Linked DNA regions of Mus musculus: all the other regions are linked to region 3. The links are chromatin loops, found by intact Hi-C in ENCODE. Cell type or tissue: left cerebral cortex. All regions are shown on one strand. Links, peaks and the distances in the headings refer to the core of each region. The heading gives the core; the rest is flanking DNA.

Region 1 (7,450 bases), core at 1,253-6,252, 87 kb after region 3:
TGAAGCTCACGCGGGCTGCCCGGGTCACATGGCACGGGCATGTGCAGCCTGCTCCATTTCTACCACAACAACTCGCTCATAAACAGCCCGGCTGCTGCGGCGGTGGCGGCGGAGACATGTGCAAGTGAGGGGGTGGGGCACGTGGCCCTGCCCGAGCCAAGGGAAGGACTGGATTGCTCAGCGCTGCCTCCACCCCTGCCCGCACTGGGCTGCCTAGCCACAGGAAATTCCTAGTGCTCCCTCGCCGTTGCAAAACATGTTTTGGGGGAAGTGACTTTCAATAAGGATGGAGTTAATGGACTAAATAAAAAGAGCACAGATAATCGGTGGGAGATTGTCCTACTTGCCCGTGCCTTGTGTGGTGAAGGGTCTGCACAAATGTACAGTGCTCAGGATCCTCCCTGCTTCCTTCCTCCTGTATAAAATTGATACCAACCAGGTCTTCGGGGTGAACATTGAGGTGAGGGGCTGGGATTCACTGAGGAGATGATCCTCTGATCAGTAATGGAGATTGTCAGCAGTACCTGGGACCCTGTGAGAAATGCAAATTCTTAGGCTCACCGGAGCCTCCCTGATTCAAACTGGGGACAGCTCTGGAATCTGGTTTAGGATGCCCACCAGAGGGATTGATGGGAGAGAATGGAAGGGAGTCACAGCTTAAGGTCCGAATTCTGTCCAGGAGATAACAGCCATGATCTGGGGATATTTTTGACTTTTCTCCAATGTGGGGCAACATTTCAGAGTTCAGCCAGAAAGCATAGTCAGAGTTAGTTTGACTCTGTGCAAAACCCATTTATCAGAGTGCTTCCAGGACGCCAGGATTCTGCTGATGAAGGCAAATGGCCACCAGTGGTGGGACACTACTGTTACTGCCTTCTTGGGAGGTGAATGTACTCTCGAGGGAAGAATGAAGCAAAGAGAAGACTAGATCCTTCCACCGTTTTCGCTCCCCTTGTCCCCCACACCCTTGTTTCTGGTTAAAACAACTGATTTGGGGACTGAAGATGCCCCTCAGCATAGACAAAGCTGTGTGGGTTCAAGTCCCAACACTGTAAGACCAGATGAGGTGGCAGACACCATAGGACTAACCTTGGTTGTACACATCTTTAATCCCTGCACTCAGCAGTGAGGGCTGGTGGATCTCTGAATTTGAGACCCGCCTACTTCACACAGTGGGACCCTTTCTCAAAAAAACAAAAACAAAAACAAATCTACAACAACAAATAAACACCTCCACCCCAAAGGGAAAAAAAATACCATAACTGTGACTAATAAATATTTTTTGAGACTAGAAGTAGAAATTGGTCCTGTATTTATTTTTATTATCTTGTGTTATGTCTATGGGTGTTTTGCCTGCATGTCTGTCTATGTACTGTGGGCATGGCTGGTGTCTATGGAGGCCAGAAAAAGCATTGGATCTCGTAGAACTGAAGTTGCAGCTGGTTGTGGGAATTAGAGATGAGTGGGAATTGAACCCCAGGCCTCGAGAAGAGCAGCAAGTACTCATAACTGCTGAGCCATCTCTCTCTAGCCCTTGCGGCCGCCACCACTGCTACCGCTGCCTCTGCCTCTTCTTCCTTCTTCATCTTCACTCTCTTTTTCTTGGCCTGGGGACTCGTAGCCAGTTATAGCCACAGGCCCTTGATTCCTCTGTGTGAAGAGGAATGAGTTTACATTTACCCAAATTCATATTACTTAGATCTCCAGGGTAAGGGTAGGAAGAAGGCAAGGAAAGGGATAAGAAGATTGGAAGTTCCCCCAGATAAAATGAGTTTAACAGATAACGGGCAGGAAAGAGTTTTCAATAGGATAGGGCGGGGGGAGCGGGAGTCAACTCCAGTTTCCCACCAAGACCCCAAACATGTGACCAGAGGAAGTAGAGGGTCTCTAAGATCAATCCCAGAGGCTCCTGAGGATTGAAAGCTGCGCCTGCCAAGTGACTGAAGACTAGAGGACAGGCACCAGAACCGGAGTCGCCTTACATAGGCAAGAAAAGCAAGAAGAGGGGAGCCAAGAATGGGAGCGTGCCCAAGCCTCTTCTAGCTCTCCCTGCAGCATGGCTAGCTCGCAGGCTCTGGCTCCTGTTACAGTCGGCTCTGACCGCTTGACTCCCGCTTTCTCCCTGCTTTCTCTTCTTTTTTTAGTTACTTTTATGGGGAGAGGAGGTGAGACAGGGTTTCTCTGTGCAGCTTTGGCTACCCTGAAATGTGCTCTGTAGACCAGGCTGGCCTCCATCTCAGAGATCCACCTGCTTCTGCCTCCCAAATTCTGGGATTAAAGGCGTGCGCCACCACCACCACCACCACCACCCAACCCTGCTTTATTTTCTGAGTAGTATATTTTTGTCTGAATCTCACAGAGCTCTTCCTTTTGCTTCTCTGCAAGACTTCCTCTAGGCCTGAAAGGCTCTCGGCCCAAGGAGCAGACAGCCCTGCAGGCTCAGCTGCAGTGACCTACATTGGCTCTCCCCTAGGCCCAGGGTGTGGGGGTTGAAGTTTCCAGAGAGGAACTTGGGAATCTGGCACAGGTCTATAGATGATGACGTCAGTCAGGCAGACAGGCTGCAAAAGTGGCACTGGGGATCTGTGAGGCAGGGGGCGCCACCAGACTGCATTATCAGAAGATTCTCCTCCCGTAAATGTAAAAACAATTTGAGTGACCAGCCCCTTCAGTAGGACAGAAAGGTCCTTGTCAGGCTTGGATGCTCTCCATGGTATCTGAGAGTGGTTTTTGCGGGCTCCTCGTTCTTGCTAAACACATCTCGATTAGCTACATGGGGCCGCAAAGATTTTCTTGGTCCTGATCTGGATGTGTGAGTTCAGATCGCGGCTGATTTATTTCAGGGAAACGAAGGGCTGAATCAAGGTCAGGTACGCAGAAATCGGCTCACTCCTGTGTTTAACTATATAGGGAATTTAGACCCAAGGTTCTAAGAAGCAACGTGAGAGGATGAATTGCCATTAATAACTGCTGGCGTGAGACCCTGACAACTGAATCCCTCCTTCCAACAACGCGTTCCTGGGGCAGGGAAGGCAGGTCCTGAAATAGGTGCCTTGCCTCCCGCTGTGAGCCACAGTGCACCCGCCCCCAGATTGTAGATGTTTTTACCCAGGCTAGGAAATCCTATTGAGGTGGGGGAAGGAAATTAGATTGTGGTCACAAAGAGAGACTTCAGAGCCTTTTACTTAGAGGCGAGAGGGGGTGGGGTGGGGGTGGGGGGAAGGCAGGCTCTGCAAGACTGGGTGGCTCTGTGTCCAAAGGGCTTCCCCTTGCCAAGCTCCACCCCAAAGCCCAGGAAGTCCAGAGTTTGGCACCTAGCCGAGGCAGAGCATTCCTCAACCTTCTGACCAGCTGTGGGATGGTTCCCACAGGAGGATGGGGGAGGGGAAGGGAACTAGTCAAGGAAGAAGTGGCCGTAGTGTGTGTGTGTGTGGGGGGGGGCGGGGGGGGGGAGTAGAGGGTGAGTCTCCAGTGCCCACGAGTCCCTTTTAGTGGAGAGGAGATGGGACGCCTTCCAGAAGCTAAGGGTCTGCAGCCTCAGAGCAGAGGGCCCTTGTGTCAACTCTCCATTCAGGGTCATCCTAAGTTGTCCTCTACCAGCTACTTTAGGTTGCTTGTGTTACTCTAGTTGATCTTGGGCGCCCCTGAGTGGTTAAAAGCAAGAACTGCAGCTGGGCTGGCGGGGAGGAGCTCACTGGGTCTCCCTTGCCTAGACGTCTTTGCCCCTCCCTTTTCCTCATCCAAAGCCTGGTCTCTGGAAATAGCACCTGGGAATGGGAGCGTTGACAGATGCTGAGTTATAGGAGAGCAAGTGGCCCAGCCAGAGTTTTCAGTCTTCTGACTTGACCGCTTTGGGACTTTCTTTAAAAGTAGGTGCTTCAGGCACCTATTTGTAGCTCTTGGGCTATGACTTCTGTGACCTTAGAACCACAAATAGCCCCACAGTCATCCCACGTTTGTTTATTAGGGACAGGGTTGGGGGAGAGAGAGAGAGAGAGCGCCAATGGTACCTGCAGAGGCCAGAAGGCGGCGTTGGATCTCCTGGAACTGGACCAACAGATGGTCGTTGGCCACTGTGTGAGTGCTGGGACTCTTCCTTTGGAAGAGCAACCAATGCTCTTGCATCCTCTCTGCCCCTAAACTTCCTATTTGAACTTCTCCAGTGCTGGGATTGGAGTAGGCTTGTCTCACTGCGACAGCCTACCAAATTCACCCTTCCTTCTCCACACTGTGTAACCCTTCCTTTCTGTGAACACCGCCCACAATCCACTGCTTTGTCCCATTCTATAGCTCCAATTCCTCAGCCAACTTTCTTACTTCTGGTAGACAAAAGGAAGGATTTTTTTTTCCTGTTGTATTTTGCCCAAATAAACTGCGAGTCATGGTGCTGAGAGGAGAGAGACCTCACATCAGGTTCAGTGAGTATAAGAATCCCATCACAGTGGCTGGAGAGATGGCCCAGAGGTTAAGAGAGAGCACTGGCTGCTCTTCCCAAGGTCCTGAGTTCAATTCCCAGCAACTACATTGGGGCTCATAGGCATCTGTAATGAGATCTGGTGCCCTCTTCTGGCCTGTAGGAATATAGGCAGGCAGAATACTGTATACATTTTTGTATACTTATTAGTAAATAAATCTAAGAGAAAAAATTCCATCCCATTATTTTTAATTTATTAACTTATTTTTTGAGACAGGTTCTCTCTGTGTAGCCCTGACTGTCCTGGAACTCCATATGCAGACCAGGCTGTCCTTGAACTGAGAGATCTGCCTGCCTCTATGGCGCTGAGATTAAAAGCATAGTCCACCATGCTGGGCCCTGGGCTAACCTTTGCTGCTTACCCTCTTCTTCCTCCCAACACCATCTTCTGGGGCTCTCTCTATTCAAAGTGCTCCTAATACTGTTTTAGAAACCTGTTAGCTTGACCAGTCCGACTGTGCTCGCACAGAGAGAACTACTTATAGCGTTGTTGAGGAAGGCCGTTTAGGCACAGTCCACCCAATGCAAAGAGTTGCTGTGCCTGTGACCCAACACCATTAAGTCTAAGGAAAGTAGAGTTGGAGTATCCAGAAAAGGAAAACTAGCTAACTCCACACTGAGACAATTTCATTGATGCTAGCTCTCTCTTGGGTTTGTCTCTTAAAGACTGAGTCTAGGGCTTCTGGCTGCCTATTCCCCACCGTTCAGCTGTCACCACTGAGTTACACTCTCAGCCCTTTTAGTATTTTTAAATAGTGTGGTGGCTACACAGCCCAGACAGCTCTGTATGTTGCCTCCCTCTTCAGCCTCTAGAGCCGGGATTACATAGTATTACTATACCTGACTTCTCTTCCGTGTAATCCTTAAAGTTATTTGTTTTTGGGTTTGTTGTTTTGGTTGGTCGGGAACCTGTTATGTAAAGCAGGCTAGTATCGAACTCACAAGATTCCCCTGCCTTTGCACTCTGACTGCTCCGAAACCCCGAAACCCTGGCCCCAATCCTTAAGGTGATTCACCACAGAACTGTGCGGGTATACAAAGTCATTTTAAGCCGAAGCAGCCACATAACGCATGGTGTCGTAAGTGCTCAAGAACTCCCTCTAGCCCAGGCTGCTGCCTCAAAGTCACCCTCAAGAGGGCACTTTAGTTCAGTGGCTAGCGGATGCTAGCTAAGTGGGAGCCGGAGGAAGGAAACACAACAATTGACCACGTGTTAGGGGTGGCTCTCGCAGGGGTTGCTGGGACAGGGAAGGGAGGTCCACGTGGAGTGGGAGGAACACAGTGAAAGTTTTGGCGGGGCGCTCTGAAAAGGGGGGGGGGATAGAAATAATTTTAAAACACACACACACACACACACACACACACACACACACACACAAATTTGAGTTGTAATCTTATTGTAAAGGGAACTGAAAAAAGCAGGTGGGTGTACCCGTCCTTGGAGAGGAGCAGGAGACAGGGACTCCGGCAGGCAGGCAGGCATGAGCAACGCAGACCTTCGGCGGAAGCTTCGAGTTCCGTACTGGTTGGTGTCCTAGCCTCCAAAGTGGCTAGCGCAACCGTGATGTCCCTTCGGTGACGCGTGGGATGGGGCTAATGTCATCCACGGAACTCCAGTTTTTATTTACCTTCCCGAGCGCCTCGGAAAGCCGCCCAGGAGAATCCTCTCCTTGAAGAGGCGCCAAGACAAATGTTCGCTTTTTTTTTTTTTTTTTTTACTACCAAGTTCTGCCCCCAGTTAGCAGCCTCGCTGTCAAAAAAATGGAAGAGACCGGGAAGATAAGCTACTCCAGTTTTCTGTATTTGGGGGCTGTGGTGGAGGCGGGTGTGGTGCCTGGGAAAACCAAGACGCGGACAGGTAAAGTGGTTTGCCAAATGCTTTTTCACGCCACAGGGATGCCCTTAAAAAAAAAAAAAAAAGGAGAAAATAGGAATGGAATCCAGCAATTCCATAAACCTGTGCCTGACGGTGAAAGACTGGTATTACCCCTTTCCAAACTTGCAGCCACTAAGCAAAGTGCTTAGTAACCCACATCTGATCAAATAGTTTAGGGATTTGACTTCCGCATATTAAGCACTGCTTCTTTTAGGTTCCCTCCTCACAAAGGACTCCTCTTAGTTTTTTTTGTTGTTTTGGGACAGGGTCTGAAATTGTAGCCCAGGCTAACCTAGAACCCATTATGTATACCAGGGTGAGCTCCGCCTTCCTCAGGGCCGAGATTAGGGGTGTTACCTCACCGCACCCCTCCTGGCCTTTACACTTTGAAACCTACTTCCTTATATATTTTAGTTCAGGAGTCACTACAGCTTAAAACTTGATGGTTTAGAAGCAGGAATTCTAATGAAAGGAATTCTTTGCCTGGCCTGGAGGCTCACACCTTGCAAGGCCCAGGAAGGTCACAAAGAATTTGAGGTCAGTCTGGACCATAGAATGATATAGCCTGTCTCAAAAAAAAAAAAAAAAAAAAAAAAAAATTTCCAAAAGTCAAAACCCAAAAAAAGACGTCTTCTCAGTTTCTGGTGGTGTATATCTTGGAGCTGAACCTGAGATAGATAACCAATCCAAAGATTCCAGTCTTGGCTTTGAGGGGGGAAAAGCATGTTTACTTAATTTGTTGCAGTGAAATTGTAGACTTTGGATTTTTGAGCTGAAAAGTCTCCAGAATTAAGATTACCAGCTTTTGAGCCGGGCGTGGTGACACACGCCTTTAATCCCAGCACTTGGGAGGCAGAGGCTGGCAGATTTCTGAGTTGGAGGCCAGCCTGGTCTACAAAGTGAGTTCTAGGACAGCCAGGGCTATACAGAGAAACCCTGTCTCTAAATAAATAAATAAATATTACCAGCTTTATTCTGCTGATCACTGGCCTCCTTCATTTGTTTAGGGCCATGGACTGAAGAAAGTTCAGTGTCAGGGTCGGTGTGCGCTCGATACACAGTTCAAAGTCAGCCTGGGCAATTTAGTGAGGCCATCTCAA
Region 2 (7,450 bases), core at 1,555-6,554, 130 kb after region 3:
TGTTGAGCTAGTGTTCGGGAGAATTCATGGGTGTAGATTCTCATGGTACTAGGAGACACTTAAAATCCTTCCACCTCCTCTTCCTCAGTGATCCCCGAGCCTTAGGTCGAAAAGTTGTTTTCTGGGTGTGTCTGTTGGTACTGAGTTCTAAAGCTGTATTTTGACTGGTTGTGATGTGGTTTTCTGTAATGGTCTTCATCTGTTGCAAAGCGAAGGTTCCTTGATGGGAGGTCAAGACTACAGTGATCTGTGGTCTAAGGACAAATATGTAGACTGTAGTTAGGGATTGTGCTGGTTTAGTAAAAAGGTGGTTGTAGATTCTCCTTCAAGATACATGACTTTGCTGGGCGGTGGTGGCGCACGCCTTTAATCCCAGCATTTGAGAGGCAGAGGCAGGCAGATTTCTTAGTTTGAGACCAGCCTGGCCTATAAAGTGAGTTCCAGGATAGCCAGGGCTACACAGAGAAACCCTGTCTCGAAAAAACCGAAAAAAAAAAAAAAGATAGATGACTTCACTACCTTGAGTAGTTGGCTAGATTTCCCTCTTATTGAGTGGGTCTGAAGCCCAATCACCGAGTACTACTCCCTTGGTTTATCTGTGCGGTGCTGGTCGGTCTTCAGAAGCTTGTGTGGTGCTTGCTGGTACCATGAAAGCTAGTTGTCAGAAAACAGACTTTCAGCTCAGGAATCTCGGGGCTGGTGCAGGTGATTTTTGAGTACCAAAAATTGGTGTAAACTATTAGTACTAGAGTTAGTTGATCTCTGAACAGAGAAGTATACTTTTCATACTGATACTTTTCCAATATATTTGGGAGACTGTCTATAAAACATTTTTTAAACTAAAACCAATTATTTTTTTTTGTTGTTGTTGTTTTGGGTTTTTTGTTTTGTTTTGTTTTTTCCAAGACAGGGTTTCTCTGTATAGCTCTGGCTGTCCTGAAACTCACTCTGTAGACCAGGCTGGCCTCGAACTCAGAAATCTGCCTGCCTCTGCCTCCCAAGTGCTGGGATTAAAGGCATGCGCCACCACCACCACCACCACCTGGCCTACATCTTCATCTGAAGGCTACTAGTGGAAGACTGGCTTCCAGGCAGCTATGAGGAGGGTGTTATAGCCCACACCCACAGTGACACACCTACTCCAACAAGGCCACACCTACTCCAACAAGACCACACCTTCTAATAGTGTCAAACCCTGGGCCCAGCATTTACAAACCATCACAACACCTCTCTGACCTCTTTAAGCACATACATGGATACATATACACATAAATAAATAAATAAATAAATAAATAAATTTTAGGGGAATTTATTTACTTTTATGTGTATGAATATTTTTGCCTGCATGTATATTTGTACACCACATATATGTCTGGTGCTCTTGTTGGCCAGAAGAGGGGATAGAATTCCTTAAAGCTAGTATAACTTGTGATTGTAAGCTGCCACCACCACCACATAGGTGCTAGGAATCAAATCTGGTCCTTTGCAAGAGCCATGAGTGCTTTTAACCACTTAGCCATGTCTTAATTTTAAGTAATTTTTTTTAAAGATTTATTTATTATTATACATAAATACACTGTAGCTCTCTTCACACACGCCAGAAGAGAGCATTAGATCTCATTACGGGTGGTTGTGAGCCACCATGTGGTTGCTGGGATTTGAACTCGGGACCTTCAGAAGAGCAGTCAGTGCTCTTACCCTCTGAGCCATCTCACCAGCCCAATTTTAAGTAATTTTTATCCAGAGAGAATATAATCTCTTTTTCATATCTAGTATCATTAGGAGACACTTAGGCCAGCATGTTATAGTATGTTTAATAATATGCTACAGTTTCCCAAGGTTTCTGTATAGGGAAATACCTTTTTTAGTAGGAAAAAAATTGCATTTGAGTTTATTTGCTAGTTATTTTTTTTAAGGGCTTTGTTGCTATCTAAAGATGTTCAAATTGACGGTAGATAGTTTAAAACATTTATTTATTTTATGTCCCTATGTGCTTGGTATGTACACACATGTACCTGAATAGATGTGTATACACTACATGTGAGGGCATTGGATCACCTAGAACTTGAGTTCAGGGCCAGCCTGGTCTACAGAGTGAGTTTCAGGACAATGAAGGCTACACAGAGACTAACAAGTTAAGCAGACAGTTTTAAAGGATGAATACACTTGTTATTTTCATTTTCCTTTTTGTGTGTGTGTGTGTGGTTTTTTTTGAGACAGGGTTTCTCTGTGCAGTCCTGGCTGTCCTGGAACTCACTTTGTAGACCAGGCTGGCCTCGAACTCAGAAATCTGCCTGCCTCTGCCTCCCGAGTGCTGGGATTAAAGGTGTGTGCCACCACGCCCGGCCACTTGTTATTTTCTTGATGGTACCTATGAATCCTGTTCACAGTTATCTGTTCTCAACCAGTGACTTGTTGGTGTATTACAGGTGTGCCTAACCACATCCACATGGGAGCAGGACCCCCACCTCAGTTTAACCGGATGGAAGAAATGGTACAGAAGTGGGAAGAGGAGGACTGGGGCTGTGCACCTTGGTGGTAGAGAATACTTGAACCGTTGGTTGACCTCCAGTGCTATCAGAAGAAAGTGTTGAGTCTCACTGTTTAGCTCTGGCTGGCCTGAAGCTTTCTGTGTAAACTATGAGAGATCTGTCTGTCTCTGCCTCCCAACTGCAAATACTAGAGATGTGTACCACCACGTCCAGACCTAGTTAATGTGACACCATGACCAAAGCAACTCATACAAGAAAGCACTTGGTTGGGTTTACAGTTCCAAGGGTTAGAGGCCACGGTGGCAGAGCAAAGATACATGGCAGTGGGTACATCTGAGAGTTTACATCTTGATCCAAAAGTAGGAGGCTGAGATAGCACACCTAGAATGGCCCAGTCTTGAAACCACAAAGCCTACCCAAGTGACATACCTCCTAATCTTTCCCAAACAGTTCTGCTAACTGGGGACCAGGCATTCAGATCTGGATTGTCTTCATTCAGATGGCCACGTTTGTTCTCTGTTAAAGCCAAAACAATCTTTTTATTGTTAAAGATGGTCCCTTATCCTTTAATGCAGACTGGCCTGGAATTTTATATAGTTCAGGTTAGCTTCACACTAATAGTCCTCCTGCCTTTGATTCCCACGTTCTGAGATAACAGGATTAGGCTGCCGTGCCAGCCAATGTAAGTTCTTGATAGCAGTTTTTCTGTTGATTACTCTTGGGGTTTTGTTTTGTTTTAATTGGGACCTCAGAAGTGTAGAGTGTTTAGGTTTAAATGCTTTTGTTTTTCACCAATTTTTTCTGCTCATTTTATGAACACTTATTAAACACTTCCATATACTAAGTCGTACAACATAAAGCAGGTAGGACTTGGTGTGAGGATCACCCTTTGGACTCTTAGTCAGCTCTTTCTATTTCAGGGCGTCCAGAGTGGTCGAGCTAAGCGTTACTCATCCCAGCGGCAGAGACCTGTGCCAGAGCCCCCTGCTCCTCCTGTGCATATCAGTATCATGGAGGGACATTACTATGATCCATGTGAGTTGTTACTTAAATCTAAAGGCAATTAAGTGACAAGCCTTCCGGCTACGCAGTGGTCATTTCACATTGTCTAGTTGCTATTTTCTTCATATGAGAAACTTAGAACCTTAAAGGTCTGCAGGACAGAAAGAGTTGCTGTTGTGGTATGAAGGGTCAGGGTTTGTAAGAATCTCCATATCTCTTACAGTGCAGTTCCAGGGACCAATCTATACCCATGGTGACAGCCCTGCCCCACTGCCCCCACAGGGCATGATCGTACAGCCGGAAATGCACCTTCCCCACCCAGGTAAGCCTGCGCGCGCTCCTCTCGTGTCGTGGTGTAGCACACCAGGGTTAGGGTTAGGACTCTACAAACGCTGTCTTTTCAATACCGTCATGCTGTCGGATGCTCACGGCCCTGGCTGCTTATGCAGCAAACTCCGTTTTAAACCCTATTCTAAGGACTACCCTCTGGCCTGTGTGCTTTGGGGTTCAAGTTAAGCCATCTCAACGTAAAGATGATGTCCTCGTCTACAGTTTTTGTTTTCCTTTTTTTGCCCAGGTTTACATCCCCACCAGTCACCAGGACCTCTGCCCAACCCGGGTCTCTACCCACCACCAGTGTCCATGTCCCCAGGACAGCCACCGCCCCAGCAACTGCTTGCTCCTACCTACTTTTCTGCTCCGGGTGTCATGAATTTTGGTAACCCCAATTACCCTTATGCTCCGGGAGCATTGCCACCTCCTCCACCTCCTCATCTGTATCCTAACACGCAGGTAAGATGCCTATGTTTCCTGGGTTTACATCCTTTATTCACTCAGGACTGTGGTAAGGGGAAATAGAATGTTAAAAGAATTGTCAGAGCATTTCAATGCCTCTGGTTCTCCTTCGTGGCACTAGGACGCCCCTTGGTGGTCAAGAACTGGAACTACAGCTTATGTAATGTTTTGTCATTGCTTATTTTCAGAGTTGTTTCTTGGTTTTTGTTTTTGTTTGACACGGGGTGTCTTACTGATAGCCCTCACTGACCTGGAACTTGCTCTATAGACAAGGCTGGCCTCAAATTCACAGATATTACCAGCTTGTGCCTCCTGAGTTCTGGGACTAACGGCATGTACCACCAAGCATGACCCTGTTTGGCTTTTTTGTTTTGTTTAAGGTAGAATCTCACTGTAGCCCCTGTTTGGCCTAGACTATATGATCCTCAGTCTCTTGACTCAGAGATCCTTGGGAAAGCCATGCTTGGCTCTCTCTTCAGTTTCCTTAAGGATCAGTGTCTTGCATTATATCTTGGGGTGTCCCCATGTGTTACTTACTCAGCTGTGCTAAGGAATGCGGTCTTCTCCTGGACAGCATATCTCATCCCTTTCCTGAGGGCACTTGGTACCATCTGGCATCTAGAATGCCAAGACTGAACTCAGCCTTTCTGTTGCCAGGCAGTGCAGTGATTGCAGAGCTGGACACTAAAGAATGAAACCAGGGACTGCAAGGTGGCTCAGTGGTTAGAGCACTTGCTGCTTTAGCGGAAGATCCAGGTTCAGTCCTGTCACCATGGTAGGCAGGCAGCTCACACTGACAGGAACTCCGGCTTGGGGGAATCTCATGACGTTTTTATGACCTCTTAGGGCACCACCATCACTCACACAGACACTGTCATAGTTAAGATTACTATTGCTGTAAAAGAAGACTGGTGGTGTGACCGAAAGCAACTTGGGGAGGAAAGGGTTTATTTTGCTTACGCTACTGCGTCACTGTTTATTATTGAAGGAAGTCAGGCCGGGGGGGGGGGGGGGGGGGGGGGCTGGTGGCAGGAGCTGAGGCAAAGGCCATGGAGGAGTGCTGCTCTTCAAGACATGCTTAGCTAGTTTTCTTTTTCTCTTTTCTTGTTTGTTTGTTTGTTTTTACAATCAGGAAAAACTGTGACTGTGCAGTATTTGACAGAGAAAACAATGCTATTGGACAGCTGGTGTTTTATTCAGATATCACTTTTATTATACATGGTCCAAGAACATTCGAATAAGAACACAAATAAAGCTGGGCGTGGTGGTGCACGCCTTTAATCCCAGCACTCAGGAGGCAGAGGCAGGCGGATTTCTGAGTTCAAGGCCAGCCTGGTCTACAGAGTGAGTTCCAGGACAGCCAGAGCTATACAGAGAAACCCTGTCTCGAAAAACAAAACAAAAACAAAAACAAAAAAAGATTGGTCTTAGCCGGGCGTGGTGGCACACGCCTTTAATCCCAGCACTCAGGAGGCAGAGGCAGGTGGAACTCTTGAGTTCGAGGCCAGCGTGGTCTACAAAGTGAGTTCCAGGACAGCCAGGGCTATACAGAAAAACCCTGTCTCGAAAAACCAAAAAAAAAAAAAAAAGATTGGTCTTTAAATGTAGCCAGCAATGCCAGGCTTACCAGTGATCTCCCGTTTTTTTTTTTTTTTGTTTTTTTGAGACAGGGAGTCACTATGTAGAGTAAGCAATCAACACCTCTCCCCCAAACACACAGACACACAAAAGTATGTCTTAAAAATGGATGGTCTTCGGTGCTTTTTGTTTTTGCAGTTAGCTAACGTTTTCTGATTTTTCACAATTTGGGTTAATACTTAACTTTTTTTTTCTTCTCCTGGCTGGCGGCGTCCTAGGCTCCACCACAGGTGTATGGAGGAGTGACTTACTATAACCCCGCCCAGCAGCAGGTGCAGCCCAAGCCCTCCCCACCCCGGAGGACTCCCCAGCCGGTCTCCATCAAGCCCCCCCCACCTGAGGTACGGCTCCTCCCACTCTCCTAGCATGTGGGTGCTGCTTTCTCCAGAGGGTCTGTCTTCTCTTCTTCTTCTGGTGTGTTTCTATGGAAGTGTGACATGATATGATAACAGTTTCCAATTTTATTATTTCAGGTTGTAAGCAGGGGTTCCAGTTAATAAGAGTTTTCGAATATTTTAAGTATAACATCATGTGAAAAAGTAAGTACCCAGTGTACTGTGACTCTCAGTGTAAGTCATTAGCCTCACACTGAGGTGCTTCATAAAACCACCTCATTAATGCTATCTCAGCTAACTTGATCTATGAATGCACTGGGCAGAATTGAAGCCATTCCTACATTCAGATTTTCATTTGGGAAACTGCAGAATGAAAATACAGGAGCCCAATCTAAACTAGATTAAGGAAAGAAAAAAATATGAGTTTAAGTTGTTAAAGCCAAAAAAGCCAGTTGTAAAGACTTTAGGAGAGAGTGGCTGTGGCTGCCACGGGGCTCTGAGGAGAAAGGAGGAGAAAGTGGCTCTGTGGCTCTGAGGGAGTGTGTGTTGGTTTAGAAGGTAAGGTCTCACTCTGAGCCCAAGCCAGACTCAAACTTTCCCTCTTCCTGCTCTTACCTCCCAGTGCTCAAATTACAGGTGTGGGCCACCACGCCTGACTCTGGGATATTTTTATTGCTGTTGTTTTGTGGTCATTAAAGCACATTATTTAGAAGCTTAGGGTGTAGCATGTCCATGGTCTTAGACTTGATCCTCGGCGCCAAATAAACCACATTATTTAGAAGTGGGCCTCTGAGAAGGCTTATATAAATACTCAGGTCCAACTGACACACCGTTCTTCTCTTTTAACTCTCAATAGGACAGGAGAGGTGGAAACTCAGGAGAGAAGGGAAATACAGCTGGCTGTCTACTACTCAGAGGGCTTCAAAGGTGTGGGGTGGCCCTGCCAGCAGGCGGAGGATGAGGCCCTCCTTCTCTGAGGACGGGTCTGCTGGAGAGAGAAGAAACAGGTGGCTGCCTTCCACCTCACTCCTCACTTGAGCTGCCTGGACTCGAGGAGCAGAGACTGGACAACCCAGGCGTCAGAAGCCTGTTTCTTACTGTCTCCCCAGAGACTCAAGTGTCTTCTGCTCCCAAGGGAGTTCCTTCCTGCTTGTTTGTTTGAATGTTGATTTTTTTTTTAAAGCTTGA
Region 3 (7,450 bases), core at 759-5,758:
GGATGAGCGGCTGACCTCAAGCGCTGTGCACAAGAGAACAAAGCCTGGCGGGGTGAGAACAGCCTTTACCCAGTGTATTGTGGGAGATGGCTGACCACAAAGAATCGGGGGTCAGGACGGGGCTCCCCAGCTCCTCAACCGATCCCAGCTGCACCTGGCAAATGTCCCAGCACTGACGACAGTGGTCTGCTGGGTCAGTGCACTTAGGCCTGTGTTCTGGATCACTACTGTGTCCCTCTGTCCCTGCTGAGCTCTCTACCACCTGGGTCACCTGGCAATCCACTTCTTGCTTTCCCAGTCCCGCCTTCCACCTTGCCAGCCTGTCTGCCTCACCGGTGTAGATCCGTGTCCCTGCTCGGGGCCACCTAGTCATGTTTTTCTGAGCAGTGGTTGGTGGCAGAGCCTTGTCTTGCCAGCCTGTCTGTAGGCTCCTGAAGGGATGGGCCTCCGTGGCCACCCCAGTGCCTGGCATGCTATTCGGGCTGGTGTAAGTATTGTGTGTTGGAATGCACACAGACACACCTCACCAGCCTCAGATTTCACTCCACAGGTTTTGGCCTTTGTTTTGGTTCCTGATCCCAGTCCTGGTCACAGTGACCCAGCATTGTTAAACCTCCAATGCCTAGAGCCATAAAATGCATGAAGTTGTTTCTGTGAGATGGGACTCCTTCCAGCCCTCCGCTCTTGCAGATCTCATCCTGTGTCCAAGTTGTTCATGCCTGAAGTGTTCTGTGTTTTGCTTTTTGAGGCAAGGTGCATGGCTAGCTGGGAACTCACCACACAGACCAGTCTGGCCTTCCTTAAAATTTAAGATAGCAAGGAGGTTGACCAAAAAAGATGGCTCACAGATTCAAGAAGAGGGAGAATCAGAGCATCACAGCAAAGCACTCAACCGTCTGGACCGAAGTCCGAAACTCACCGAACCAAGAGGGGGTTCACTTGGATCGGGTGGTAACCATGAGCCTGTGGTACTTAGCGGGCATTACCAGGGCATGACCCTGGATACTGGGCAGGAGAGGAAGCCGTTGGCCGCCCTGCTTGCTGTACATGCAGCTGCACCACAGGCTCAGATTGTATAACGTGAAACAGAAAAGGTGCTCACTTAAAGACCACAGAGAAGGCGAGGAAGATGGCTCAGCGGTTAAGAGAGCAGAGCGTGTTGCTCTTGCAGAGGACCTGGCTCAGCACCATGCACAAGGACGATCCCAAGGGATCCAATGCCCTCCCCGACACAGAACACATGCACATGTATGTATAGAAGGAAAACATTAATAGACATGTATTTTTTTTTTTATTAAGCCAGGGATGTAGAGTGCCTGTTTACCATGCCAGAGGTCCTGGGTTCAGTCCCGAGCCTTGCAAAAAGAAAACAGAAATTCTTTGTGAGCCTTTAGTGGAGTTGCAGCCAGCCTCTCACAAACCACCCTGTCCCTCCTTGGAGCTTCTTCAGTTTAGCCCTGCTCAGCCCCTGTGTGACTTGTCCAGGAAAAGAGGCCATTGCTCCTTGATCTTTTTTCCCCTCATATAGCCCAGGCTAGCTACACACTTGCTATGTAGCTGAGGATGTCCCTGAGCTTCATAGCTGTTTTTATTAGCATATGTAATTACAGGCTCCACTGTAACATTTCCATAGAGTACATCTAACGTGTTCTGACCATATTAGCTCCTTATTACCCCTCAGTTCCTTCCTGCTGGTCCTCTTCCTCCTCACCAGTCCCCTGTCTACTCTCCTGTTGTGTTTAGGTGATCCATAAACTTCCTTGGGGTTCCTTTTTGTTGTTGTTGTTTCAGGAAGGGGTTTCTCTGTGTAGCCCTGGCTATCCTGGAATTCACTCTGTAGACCAGGCTGTCCTATAATTCAAGAGCTTTGCTTCCCTCTGTCTCCTGGGATTAAAAGCATGCACCACCAGCCTCCAGCTCAAGGTTCTTACAATAACATGGAGGAGGAGTTATTAGAGGCATGGGTAACTTGCTATGGCTACTGAAGAAAAAGTCTCTTCTTTCCCCAGTGACCATAAACTGCTTATAAATCCCCCCAGGGGGGTAGGGGCTCACAGGCCCAGTCTCCTATAGGAAACCATCCATCACACAGCTGTAAGCTTCAGTACAATGGCCGTAGCCACGCCGTTTTCAAGAAATCTGCTGATGATGAGGTGTGGCGGCGGCAGCACAGCCCCTTCCTCCGGCCCTGCATTCTTTCTGTTCTTGTCCACGGTCCTCGCTGGGCCGTGATAGGGTGTTACAGCTCTCTCACTAATAGCTAAGCATCCAGCAGTCACTTCTCAGCGCTCTGACCATGACAAAAAGACGAGTCTCTGACCAAAGCTGACAAGCTATGACAGTAATAAACATTATTCAGATGGCAACTGGACAAGCGCATCCTATCTATCAGAACAGCAGTATAGCTTCCCTACTGGGTCCCAGGACTTCCCACACATAAACGCTGACCATGATAGTACTAGAGTGGATTCCATCCTGTGGCCTCAAATCCAATTGGGAAGTCATTGGTTACCCCTATAGATAATCCACTGTTGCACGCCGGTGGCCCTGGGCTCAGTAGTACAACGTGCAGACCCCGATAGCTGAGTAAGCATTGGCTGGCAATCCTCTTAGCAGCCTGCATACACCGTGAGGTCCAGACAGCAAGGAAGACGCTCTGAGATCACGTCCAGCTTGATTCCTCTATGTCCTGTGCCCAGAGCCCGCGGTGTCTTTGGCAACAGAGTCTGGCCACTGAGTTCTGGTTAGCAGCTAGCAGCAGTGACAATTGTTACACTATGTCGGGGCCCTCAGGGCCCCTCTCTAGCCAGGTCTGGTTCTGATCCTCCTACCTCTATTTCCCAAGTGTTGGGATGACAGGTGTGTGCCACCATGCCTGTGTTATGCAGGGTTAGAGATGTAACCCAGAGCTTTGTCCATGCCAGGCAGGTACTGTATCAGTTAAGCTACATTCTGAACGCTGCCCTCCGGTCTTTATTCTCCACTCTCCGAGGTGCACTCCAGCTGGCTGGTGCAATAGAGCAAAGGGGGCTTGTGCAGCTCATCAAGGCCACCCCTCATCTGCAGCCCACCAATTGGTAGACAGAACAAAATAATGGCAGCAAAAGATCCCCACCACCCCCTACACCGTGGCACTCAGCCTTCCTAATACCGAGCCCTTTAATTCAGTTCCTCATGCTGTGGTGACCCCCAAACATAAAACGATCTCATTGCTACTTCATAACTGTGATTTGGTACTGTTATCAATTACGATGTAAGTATCTGATACGCAAGATGTCTATCTGATATTCTATTCGACCCCTGTGGGTCTTGAGTTTGTGACATATAAAGTAGGCAGCTGTTGCCAGTTAGCATGTTTTAAGAATTAAATCTCGCCGGGCATGGTGGCGCACGCCTTTAATCCCAGCACTCAGGAGGCAGAGGCAGGCAGATTTCTGAGTTCGAGGCCAGCCTGATCTACTGAGTGAGTTCCAGGATAGCCAGGGCTATCGAGACAGAGAAAACCTGTCTTGAAAAACAAAAACAAACAAATAAACAAACAGAATGGGAATCCCTTGGCCTGTCCTCTCAAGCAGAGGCTATGTAGTTAATGTCCATGACATCTGTGGCCACCAGAGGGCACCCTAGCCCCAGAGTTGGCCCCACCCCATCAGGTATGCCTCAACATCAAAAAATGTCTATATTCCTTGGCCCCACCTTGGTGGGGGTGAAATAGTTCAGAAAGTACCAGATCGAGATGCCATCAGTCAGACAAGGAATGCCGTCCTCCTTTTTAGGTAGTAATACCCTGTTGGGACTGAGAGCGACTGGGATGTCCCTCCATCCCTACTACCCATGATTGGGCAAGGCATTTCCCTTTCTGGCCCAGTTCACAGAGGTGAAATCACCAAGGTCTCTTTCAGAGCTAACACTGGGCAGAGTTCTAGGATGGGAGATGCAGCTCCTCCTTTCTCACCTCAGCATGCATCGACTCAAGCCAGCTCACACCACTGCTACATAATGAGCAGAGATCGTCGGGACACTCCATGACCCAGCCTCCGACGCCCTCCAGATGCCCCAGACTCCACGACATCGAGGTAATGTGCCAAGGGAAGCAGAAAGGCAAGGTCAGGTGAGCCAGGAGCCCCAGAGGGTCTTGATTCATTCAAGACAGACATCCGGTTTCCTCTGGCCTCTCTGCCAGGATCCAGGGGCTTAAAGAAATGAGTCATAATGGGGGGTATTGGGGAGTTCCCAGCTAATCAGCCTGGGACAGAACGGCCTGAATGCTGGACCAATTTATTTTTATCCAAATGTGGGGCAGGCGTAGACAGCAAGACCCTACCTAGGGTGCTGTGGAGGGCTCCCAGAAAAGCAGGAGGCAGCCACCAGGAAGCTTATGGGTCTGAAAAGAGGACAGGTTCTTTCTTCTCTCGGGATGTTTGTCCCAGGTATAGGTGACTTGAGAATCACAAATGAAGGGCAGAGGGGGCTCCCCAAGCACGTCTGCCAGAGGATGGAGAGACAGAAGCAGTCTTGATCTGAGCACCCATTCTTCCCCAGGGTCTGAGTTCCTTGCTATCCCCTCCAGGGTTTCACCAGCCTTGTTGGACAACTCGGATCCAGATCCAACACCCTGCAGCGATTCAGGCCTGGGTGTGGCTGGAAGAGAGGAAGAGAGTTTGAGGGGGGGACAAGACGTCAAGGAAGGAACAGAGATTCCCCGATTTCACAAAAACTTTCGCAAACAGCTTTTCCCCAACCCCCTGCATTGTCCTGAGCTATCATCAAATTTGCATAAATCCTGGGAAGTTATTACTAAGCCTGAGTTGCCCCAGCCCCAGGTAATTTCCTCCCGGGGCCTTGATGGCTTTATGTATAAAGGCCCCCTGGAGCTGGGCCCTGGCAGAGCCCAGAGCTGCAGCCCAGATCACCCAGAATCCATGGCTCAACTTTCTGCCCAGAGGCGCATGAAGCTAATGGGTGAGTGCCCTGGTTACCTGCCCTGGGTGTGGAATGGAGAGAGGCCGGATAACAAGTGCCTCAGACCCGTCTGTTTGCTCCTAGCCCTGCAGCTGCTGCTGTGGCAAAGTGCACTATGGTCAGGACGAGAGGCCGTTCCCCTGGTCACTGTCAGCGCTCTGCCACCATCCCTGCCTCTGCCCCGAAGCTTCCTGCTTAAGTCCCTGGAGCAAGTGAGGAAGATCCAGGCCAGCGGCTCGGTGCTGCTGGAGCAGTTGGTGAGTGGGGTTGCCATAGGTGTGGAGGGAAGGACTTGGGGGGGGTAGCGGGGGAGGCAGGAGCACAAATGAGAAGAGGGCAGACTAGGAACACACAGCAGTTGACAGTGTTTGCCCAGTGTGCACAAGAGCCTAGATGGCACCCTCAGAATACTGACAGAAACATTGAGGAAGGGAACATGGGGGGAGAAGGGCACAGGAAAGAGAATGAGTAGAGACAGCAGTGGGACCTCTGGATGGGACAGTCCTTAGGGTCACTAGGAAGGTAGGGAGCTGAGAAGCCAGGAGGACCTGAGCTGGACAAAGAGCCTGGCCCAGGTGAGCACCCTCAGTATCCTTCCATCTACAGTGTGCCACCTACAAGCTGTGTCACCCCGAGGAGCTGGTGTTGCTGGGCCACTCTCTGGGGATCCCGAAGGCTTCCCTGAGTGGCTGCTCTAGCCAGGCCCTGCAGCAGGTGAGTATTTTCGGAAAAAGGAGGACCAGGAGGAGAAGGGGGAGGAGGGGGAGGAGGAGAAAGAGGGAGAGGAGGGGGAGAAGGGGGAGGAGGAGGGGGAGGAGGAAGAAGAGGGGGAGGAGGGGGAGGAGAAGGAGGGGAAGAAGGAGGAGGAGGGGGAGAAGGAAGGACTACATCCTACTATTTGGGCTCCTGAAGAGAGCAAGCATCCCAAGATGTACTGCCTAACCCTGCTATCTTCCCCAGACACAGTGCCTAAGCCAGCTCCACAGTGGGCTCTGCCTCTACCAAGGTCTCCTGCAGGCTCTATCGGGTATTTCCCCTGCCCTGGCCCCCACCTTGGACTTGCTTCAGCTGGATGTTGCCAACTTTGCCACCACCATCTGGCAGCAGGTGAGTACCATCTGGAGGGGGTCATGGCAGCACACCTGGGCACCCTGGAAGCTCTCTATATTTTCAGAGGCCTGTTTTTTGGGAAGACACCCCTCGCCCCCTACCCCGCTTCCTCCAGGCTGAGAGACAGACAGACTCTGTCCAGAGACAGACTGGGTTGGAGTCTTGGTCCTACCGTTAACGTTTAATGAGCCCCACAGGCCAACTTAACCAACTTCCCAGCACTTCCTCACCTCAAGGAAGGACTGATCCCTGACTTCATCTCCTCCCCACAGATGGAAAACCTAGGGGTGGCCCCTACTGTGCAGCCCACACAGAGCGCCATGCCAGCCTTCACTTCTGCCTTCCAGCGCCGGGCAGGAGGTGTCCTGGCCATTTCGTACCTGCAGGGCTTCCTGGAGACGGCTCGCCTTGCTCTGCACCACTTGGCCTAGACCTGAGCAGAAAGCCCTTTCCAGATAGTTTATTTATCTCTATTTAATATTTATGCATATTTAAGCCTACTATTTAAAGACAAAGACGAGAAAATGGAGCTCTAAGCTTCTAGATCATTCTCTCCACTTCCGAGTTTTGTTCTCCTGCTTAGAGCAGAGAGAGAAGGCTCTTGTGTCCTCCTGTGGAGGCCAGGGAAGGAGATGGGTAAATACCAAGTATTGATTCCTGCTGCTGCTCCAGGCACCCAGTTCTGTGGCAGTACCCCCAAAAAATCAGTGAGCCCTGCCGTGCTGAGGCACCATCTCAGGGGGGCCCAGGCAGCATCTGGTCTCCCTTCCGGGGGACAAGACATCCCTGTTTAATATTTAAACAGCAGTGTTCCCAAACTGGGTTCTTATATCCCTTGCTCTGGTCAACCAGGTTGCAGGGTTTCCTGTCCTCACAGGAACGAAGTCCCTAAAGAAACAGTGGCAGCCAGGTTTAGCCCCGGAATTGACTGGATTCCTTTTTTAGGGCCCTGCTGGCCTGGAAGTTGGAGTGGGGGGCAGAGGAGGCAGGAGGAAGCCTGGGGGGGGGGTTGGCATGGAGGGAGGCCTTCCCATCCACCCTCACCCTCCACCCCACCTGTCACTATAGCCAAGCTTGCGGATAATAAAGTGTGGTGTTCCAGTACGTGTTTTTTGTCTTCCTTCTTGGTTGGCTAATGCCTGGCTGGGGGCTGGTGAGTGGCGTGGCGTGGTAGGAGAGGACAGATAAAGAAGGCACTGGGAGGAGGTGGGATGCTCTAGCTTGCCCCGACCTCCTCTGGGTGCCATTCTCTACTAATCGATAGGGACACTAAAAATGCCCAGTGTCGCTGCCGCCAAGCCACAGCTTCTTGGGAAAGAAAAAAAACCAAAACTGATGGATGATAAATCAATGGAGAGAGGAGGGTTGGGGGCAGGCT
Region 4 (7,450 bases), core at 1,661-6,660, 140 kb after region 3:
TAGCTTCCCAGGTGCTAGGATTCCAGCTGTGCACGGCCATATAACAATTTTTGACTTGTTTGTTTGTTCTATATGTTGTTGGGGTTTTTTTGTTTTTGTTTTTGTTTTGTTTTTTTTTTTTTGAGACCCTGTCTCACTGTGTACCACGATGCCCAGCTGTAGATATCTATCTTTTATTGGAAAGTAAAGATGGCACTAAAATACTAAGGCCTACAACCTGAAGGACAGCTACCAGACTACCTACCCTGAGCTGGAAGGACAAGGAAAACTAAGACCTTCAACTGGTTCATGCTGCCTTATATTTGAGACTGGAGCACGCACAGAGTAATTTCCAGTTTTGAATTAACTTTCCTTGAGTGGAAGTTTACAGTTATACAAAGGCCACTCGGTGTGGACGACCAGTGGGTATTGTGGGGCTGGAAACATTTGTTCTTTGTTTCACAAAGCTTTACCTTGGTGGTGTGGGAATGCCCACAAGTTGGGACATCTTCCCTCTGTCCCCCAAGGTGATGTATAACTATAGACATGGTCTCCCTGGTTGGTCATGCAAAAAATGTCAGCCAACCCTCTGGGTAGGTTACTGGCAGGAGAAAGGAATGTTGGGGTGCCTTCTCACCCTTGCCTCTTCCCCAGTCCTGCTGTTAGATCCCATTGCTCTCCCTGTTGCCCTGGTAACTAGCTCAGCAAGAAGAAACTCAAGCTCAGCAAAGCCCTCGGGTTCTCTCTGCCCCCCCCCCCCCAGCCTGCTTCTCAGTGGGCAGAGATAATGGGAGTTTAAGGGACAGATAGATTACTGCCTTAGGTAGCCCTGTCCAATACCTTTGTAGAAGCCCATGGGTTGGACTGACTCAGTTAAGCTTGTTGGCCTCCATTTCCACTGTTAAGTAATTGAATACCACCCTACCATTCTCTTCGGTTTTCTCATGGTAATGTAGATGCCCTATCAGTTTTCCCGCTGTGGGTCAGTCCATGGACCTACCTGTAGGTGACTCAAAACATCAAGGATTTGCAATTGCCAGATCTTCTTACAGCTGCAGTTGACCTAGAGCAGTGATTTCCAACACTGGCTGTTTGAATCACCTGGGGAGCTTTCTAAACTAACAGAGACCTTGGGCCTGCCACAGGATCCCATAATGGATCTAGGGTGTGACCTGGACATCAGCAATTCCAAAAAGCTCCCATGCGGTTTCAGTGTGTAGCCAGAACGGAAGCCACTGCTGCTCCAGGAGGACCACAAATTAATGCTTCCTTTGCTTCTGATTCAAGGTCTTGAATGTAGTGACTGCCACTTTCTGTAACTGGAAGGGTCTAGAGTCCGATTCCCCAAGCATTTAGTTTCTAGAAGTCTCTCGGTCCCTTTTTATTTCCAGCTCCCACACCCTTCACACTCCCCAATTTTTCACCCTTCCTAACCGACAATCCCAAATCCTGCCCAGAGAAGAGGTTACCAAGGCAACCGGCTTAATCTGGTAACTGTGGCATGTGCAGAAGAGAAGCCCTCCCCTCTTCTTGGTTCCTAAAAGGTTACCTGGGGAGCTCTAAGCCACTCTGGCCAGTTCCTACTTCCAACCTTAAGAGAGGCCGAGTGTCCAATTAAGGCTGTCCAGGAAACCAATGCTCAGATCCAGCTTCATAGCAAAATCGGAGCTTTTTTTTTTCTTTTTCTTTTTCTTTTTCTTTTTTTTTTTTTTTTTGTTCCCTCTCCAAATCCCCAGATGGGTGTGCAGAGCTTTATTTCTGTGAACACATGCTCTAGCACACATGGAACTGAGTTTGCACCGACAGCAACACAAGTGTAGTACACACCCTGTCAGTTTCACCACTCCCAGCTCTTAGCATTCCTGTCCATCCATGCCTTGCTGAGGCACAGTAAACAGGGGTGGGACTTTGCCCAAGGAACACCAGCCCACCAGGAACCCGGTGCCACTCCTTCACCATGTATACCAAGCCTGGATGTGTTCACACTGTCTCTACAGCCCCATCCTAGTGGAGTGTACCCTGGGAGACAGAATGCTCTGGCGTAGCCACCAGGAGTAAGGGCAATATTTCTCCCATTCTATGGCTATATACACTAATGTGCTAGGTGATGGATGATAGTTGGCAGTTTGGGGACTTACACATCTCTTCAGTCTTGCTTCCCTTCGCTACCACCTGGGCTAAGATGCCCTTGTGCTTTTGGTCGTCTCTTTCAGTCTACTATCTCTTTTCACCCCAATTAGACCTGCCACAACCTGCTGGCCTCTGCCTGGCTCTTTCCTACTTGCCAGTACTTGCCTTACAGGGCGGCCCTGCACCACCCCCTAAACCCTATCAGAAAGGAATATGGGTACCGCCCCCAGTGCCAATACCAGTTTACCCAAGACGCCGTCCCAGCCCTTCTCAACAGGTGGAAGATAATGACCAAATAAAATTGTGGGAAAGATGCAAAGAGTTCAGCAGTCTTTATAAGCCTCACCTGTGCACAGGTAGGCGTGCCAAGGTCAAACATATGCCCTGGTTATTTGAAATGCTCAAAAGAGACCCGGTAATCAAGAGCCAGGAGTCCTCTGCTTTGGTAGATCTCTCCCTCGCCTTTGCCCTTCTGCGACTGTCAGAAACCCAAGTCCTAATTTTCCTCGCGGTCAGCGCCAGAGCCCAAGTTCAAGCCTCGCGCGGCCGGGCGGGGGCGGGCCTAAGCAGGGTAGGGGCGGGGACTGGAGGAGGGGGCGCGGTCTCAATTCTGCCACCTTCCCCGGGGCCAGGAGCGCAGCCGCCGCCGCGTCCTCAGCCTTGCGCTCCGCCCGCTGCCTCTGTCGCCTCAGCCCGGCCCCGGAGCGCTGAGACGGGGACACCAGCCCCTCAGCCTGCCAACCCTTCGGCCGCAGCCGGCATGGGGGGCCGCTGAGAGCGAGCTCCTCTTCCCTCTGGCACCTCCCCCGGCCACTGGCCACTGGACTCTGGCCAGCGAGGCTCGGCCACCTCTCGCTCGCAGTCCGACGCCTGGCACGGCCCTCGGCTCTGCTCCCCCGGCTCTGAGCATCGTGTCCCCGCCTCCCCCCGCCCGCGCCTGGGACACCTGGGTCCCCCGGCGGCCCCTAAGAGAGGGGCGGGGGGGGGGGCATGAAGCCACTGGAGAAATTTTTGAAGAAGCAGACGTCTCAGCTGGCGGGGCGAGCGGTGACTGGAGGTCCCGGCGGGGGTCCGGGTTGCTGCGGAGGGCCTGGAGGGGGTGGGGGCCCTGGTGGGGGCGGCGGTCCGGCCGGGGGACTGCGGCCACTGCAGCGGCGTCAGAGCGTGTCTCGCCTGCTGCTCCCAGCTTTCCTCCGAGAGCCCCCAACCGAGCCCGGGCTGGAGCCGCCCGTTGAGGAGGAAGGGGGAGAGCCATTAGGGGTCTCTGAGGAGCCGGGCAGTGGGGGGCCCTGTTGGCTGCAGCTAGAGGAGGTTCCCGGGCCTGGGCCGATAGGATCTGGGGTGCCCCTGCGCTCTCCTTCCTCGTACTCCTCAGATGAGCTATCCCCCGGCGAACCCCTGGCTTCACCACCCTGGGCCCCCCTGGGCGCCCCCGAGCGGCCAGAGCATCTTCTGAACCGGGTTCTGGAGCGCCTGGCTGGAGGGACCACCAGGGACAGCAGCGCCTCAGGTAAGCCTGCTCATCCATCCCAGAGCAAGAGAGCACGGGGTTGGGGGTGGGAGGTGAGGGATTGGCCCGGGGGATGCTCCCTGATTGTTTTTTCTTGTCCTCAGTGTTGGTGTAGAGGATGAGGGGAAGCCCGAAGTAATGTAGGGGAAGGGGCATGGTAATGCGCACCCACCTTCCTCCCCACATTAGCTTCATTCTAGGGGAAGAAGGGAAACCATCTCTCTCCTTCAACTACCCTCCCTCTCTCTCGGCTATTTAAGCCAGTCTCCCACGAGCCCTTGATACTGCCTACCTCCTCCCACGCCCCTAAATTAGGGCCTGACACCCTAAGGTGGACGCTTTCCCGCTGAGGTTGTACGCTGCCCTCCAGACCATAGCTGAGGCCTGAAAACCGCTGACAGGAGTCCCTGGCTGTGTAGGAGCGCCTCACTTGGTGGGGCCATGTGGATAGTCACAGAACTCGGCTGCTTTTATTGGGGATGAATTCGAAGGTCTCTAAGGGAAGATACCAGGAGACTGCAGCATCCAGAAGGCTTTGGGCCTCCGTAGCACCCACCCTTCCCATGCCATGCCTCAGCAGAGGGCCTTTTTTAAAAAAATAATAACCACACCCTGAGAAGCCTGAGATGATGCCATTTCACCCACTATGAGAATGCCAGCACCCTATTAAAGGGCTTCTGAGGAACGTAGGCCCCCACATCGCTAGTTGGAATAGATGTAGAGATATCAGGGTCTTTAGATCTAACTAGGCACTCCACTAAACCCAGAAGGGGCTTAGGGTTGAGAGACCAAGCTTGAGACCCTAAAGAGGAGGGTGTTAGGAGTTACCCTTCCTTCTCTGCAAGGCATTCTGGCTCTAGGAGTGGAGTGTCACCCTCTACTCCATTTTTGTCCTGAAGGTCGGGGTCCCCTCTTTTGGCTCAGGCTGCAGTTGCCCTGGGGAGCTGACACCTTTTGGATTTAATTAGAAAAATATCAGACACACACAGCTCTCTTAACCATAACTTCCCGCCTACACCACACACCCTGTGTCTCTATGACACATTCCCCAGGGAGGCTGTGCGTTGGACCGGAGCCTACTTTGGAAGAAACAGATGCCAAACTGGAGCCCCCGTATCAGCATCTCTCCACTCTGCCCGCGTTCCTTGTCCTTTACTCCCATTTTAACATTCACACTCTAGTGAGAGAAAGATGCGAGGAAGGATGTCAGGCCTCTTTATGCCGAGGCCCCAAACCTGGAGCTGGGCGTGAGGGCTGGGGACCCTTCTGACTGACTCTCAGAACATAGCTGGGTAGCTGGGTAGAAAGGGAAAGAGAGGCTGTCCAGTTTGGACAGCGGATTGTCCAGTTTCCCCTGGGTTAAGACTCCCCATTTGTCACCCATATTATCTGGCCCGACAGGCTAAATCTCCAGAGTAACTAGTTTGGGAATCCTCCCCATTTAAACTGCCACTCCAATATTTTTAATATAAGCCACGTTATCAAGCCTCTTGATTTCTGCCCAGGCTGCATGGGAGGCGACAAATGCTTAGTGAGGGCTCTCCTCACCTAGCCAGAGCTCCTTCAAAGGTCTAGGCAGCCCCTTGTGGCCAGTAGGTACTAGGCCCCCCCCCCCACCCCCATACTCTGCTTGCCCCTGTATTGAGTTGAGAACACAGCATTCTAAGTTCATCTGGCTCCGGGCCTCAGTTTCTCCTCTGTGAAACAAAATGAATTCAAGTAGACAATCTTGTGTTGCTCCTCCACCTCCACCTTCGTGGCTGGCATTGGCAGCAGGGCATGACAACCATGGGTTGTCAGAAGCCATGGTTTTGTCCTGGAGCAGTGCCTGGGGACCTGGCCCTAACCTGTCCTGGTGAGGACACCTGGCTCCCTCCCTGTGCCCTGCCTGTCTGTGTGTGCCAAGCAAGCCCTGCCCCACCCCAAGGCTGGCGGCAAGTCAGGGCGACCGACCTTGTACCTGGCTGACTGGCTGAGCCAGGCCCAGACAGGGGTGTGGAGGGAAAAGGGTGGAGAGAGGAGCCCCTCCCCTGTCCTTCTCATCATTAACCCTTCCACCTCTGGGCACCCAGTGGACACAGGACTTCTATTTAAAGACTGAGATAAAGAGATGGCGGCCTGTCTCCGCTGTCAATTTTCATGGGGATGGTCCCCACCCTGCCCTGTGGAAATTCAAAACTGTGAGGTTGGGAGTGATCGAGGAGGATGGACACACATCCCACACATCCACATCCCTCTGACTGGAACCTCTGCTTGCCAATTCTCCGTCGATGGTCCCTTCTGTGGACCCCTTTTTCTCCTGAGCAGATCTCAGGCATGGTGGTATTATCTGACCAACTTCCCCCACACTGAAGAGAAGGGTGCATGGCCTTCAAAGGCACCCCCCCTCCCTCCAGCTGCCTTGGCAGCTGCCAGCCCCACCCCCGCAGCGGCTGCCCAGAACCTTCACACATGTGTGCACTCGCGTGCAGAGCATGACGGGACAGGTGGCCGGGGCTCCAGGCTTACCAAAGAGGAAAAAAAAAAAAGAGGGTTCAAGGTTTGCAGCCCCCTTCTGACCTCTGTGACGCCCATTGCTCTCCACAGATATTCTTCTTGACGACATTGTTCTTACCCATTCCCTCTTCCTGCCAACAGAAAAGTTTCTACAAGAGCTACACCAGTAATATCCTTTTCTAAAGCTTCTGAAAGGACAGACCAGGAGGGAGCCATGTCTTTTATTCTCACAAACTACATCCCAGCCCAACTCTCCTTTATTCTTTTCCTTTTACATATTTATTTTCCGTAAGTACACTGTAGCTGTCTTCAGCCACACCAGAAGAGGACATCAGATCTCATGACAGATGGTTGTGAGCCACCGTGGGGTTGCTGGGATTTGAACTCAGGATCTCTGGAAGAGCAGTCAGTGCTCTTAACTGCTGAGCCATCTCTCCAGTCCCTAAACTCTCCTTTAGAGGACACATCCAGCCTTTGATCTCACCAGCTGTGTGGCCTCAGGCAGATCACTTCACCTCCTGGAGCCTCAGTTGGCCCGTCAGTCAAATGGGGATGAATAGATGAATTAGCTCTGCTCTGGGCTGCTGTGAGGACCAGCCTTGCTGCAGGTGTGGTAGCACTCTGAGACTCCTATCCGGCATAGGGTGCTGGCTGCTCAGAGGCAGTTATCAGTACTCACTGAGGTGTCAACCACATGAACATGTGTAAGGTGTTACTGTTCTACTATGGGGAGGGGGAAACTCTGTCCCCACTGAAGTCCTTGCTCTAAACCAGACAACGGTGGCACGTGCTTTTCATCCCAGCACTCTGGAGGCAGAGGCAGGTGGATCCCTGAGTTCGAGAGCAACCTGGTCTACAGAGCAAATTCCAGGACAGCCAGGGCTACGCAGAGACATCCCTGTCTGGAGGCGGTGGAGGTAGAGGGAATCCTTGCTCAAAACCTAGAGTCCGGTGTCAGTACTGGGTCACAGCTGTTGCTTCAGTAGGGTCAGCTAGAGATGAGCTACTGCTGGCCTAGTTATTGGATCTCTTGGCAGCATATATCATTTACTTTACTTGGTTTTTTTGTTTTGTTTTGTTTTCTTACTATGTAATCCTAGGTAGCTTGTAACTTCTTCTGTAGACCAGGCAATCACTGATTTGTGGTAGTCTTCTGACTCTGCCTCTGCCTCCTGAATGGTGGGAGTACAGGAGTGCACCACCATGCCTGGATTCATTACATTGTTTTAGTACCTAATTGTTTGAGGTTTTTGGTTTTTTTTTTGGTTTTTTTTTTTTGTTTGTTTGTTTTTTTTGGGGGGGTGTTTTTTTTGTTTTTTGTTTTTTGTTTTCGAG

Evidence for each region. Hi-C counts contacts between places; a loop is a spot of excess contacts. Peaks named below come from ENCODE experiments on the same cell type or tissue, not always from the same donor. Only the 100,000 strongest peaks of a DNase experiment are listed, where the experiment ranks them.
Region 1: a loop joins it to region 3, with 6 times the contacts of the local background. A loop is called at or near these places in 29 of 42 quality-filtered maps.
Region 2: a loop joins it to region 3, with 2.9 times the contacts of the local background. A loop is called at or near these places in 15 of 42 quality-filtered maps.
Region 4: a loop joins it to region 3, with 2.7 times the contacts of the local background. A loop is called at or near these places in 15 of 42 quality-filtered maps.

The regions. Positions count from the first base shown.
Region 1 is chr11:98,783,404-98,790,853 of GRCm38, forward strand. It overlaps Gm31862 (a long non-coding RNA gene), which reads left to right. Exons shown (of 4, transcript XR_880204.3): 4 at 1-325. Among named protein-coding and RNA genes, the nearest start is that of Msl1, 8.4 kb to the right of the region's middle. In left cerebral cortex, for the core only: CTCF peaks have their summits at 2,587, 3,674, 4,575 (motif pointing left) and 5,606 (motif pointing right); DNase peaks (open chromatin) are centred at 2,061, 2,531, 3,077, 3,310 and 3 more places; H3K4me3 peaks cover 1,205 bases; H3K27ac peaks cover 3,793 bases.
Region 2 is chr11:98,825,143-98,832,592 of GRCm38, forward strand. Casc3 (cancer susceptibility candidate 3) reads left to right here. Exons shown (of 14, transcript NM_138660.2): 8 at 2,430-2,494; 9 at 3,413-3,527; 10 at 3,718-3,816; 11 at 4,072-4,286; 12 at 6,146-6,268; 13 at 6,401-6,466; 14 at 7,119-7,450. The coding sequence ends at 6,424. Among named protein-coding and RNA genes, the nearest start is that of Rapgefl1, 7.9 kb to the right of the region's middle. In left cerebral cortex, for the core only: a CTCF peak has its summit at 4,422 (motif pointing left); DNase peaks (open chromatin) are centred at 3,869 and 4,392; H3K27ac peaks cover 1,210 bases.
Region 3 is chr11:98,696,458-98,703,907 of GRCm38, forward strand. Csf3 (colony stimulating factor 3 (granulocyte)) reads left to right here and starts at 4,856. Exons shown (of 5, transcript NM_009971.1): 1 at 4,856-4,962; 2 at 5,047-5,219; 3 at 5,569-5,676; 4 at 5,923-6,069; 5 at 6,345-7,172. The coding sequence starts at 4,923. The coding sequence ends at 6,503. Gm38985 (a long non-coding RNA gene) reads right to left here and starts at 5,053. Exons shown (of 3, transcript XR_001780319.2): 1 at 4,980-5,053; 2 at 3,956-4,641. In left cerebral cortex, for the core only: a CTCF peak has its summit at 3,620 (motif pointing right); a DNase peak (open chromatin) is centred at 3,611.
Region 4 is chr11:98,834,055-98,841,504 of GRCm38, forward strand. Rapgefl1 (Rap guanine nucleotide exchange factor (GEF)-like 1) reads left to right here and starts at 2,731. Exons shown (of 15, transcript NM_001080925.1): 1 at 2,731-3,619; 2 at 6,206-6,284. The coding sequence starts at 3,100. In left cerebral cortex, for the core only: a CTCF peak has its summit at 3,572 (motif pointing left); DNase peaks (open chromatin) are centred at 1,832, 2,279, 2,736, 3,490 and 3 more places; H3K4me3 peaks cover 3,507 bases; H3K27ac peaks cover 2,829 bases.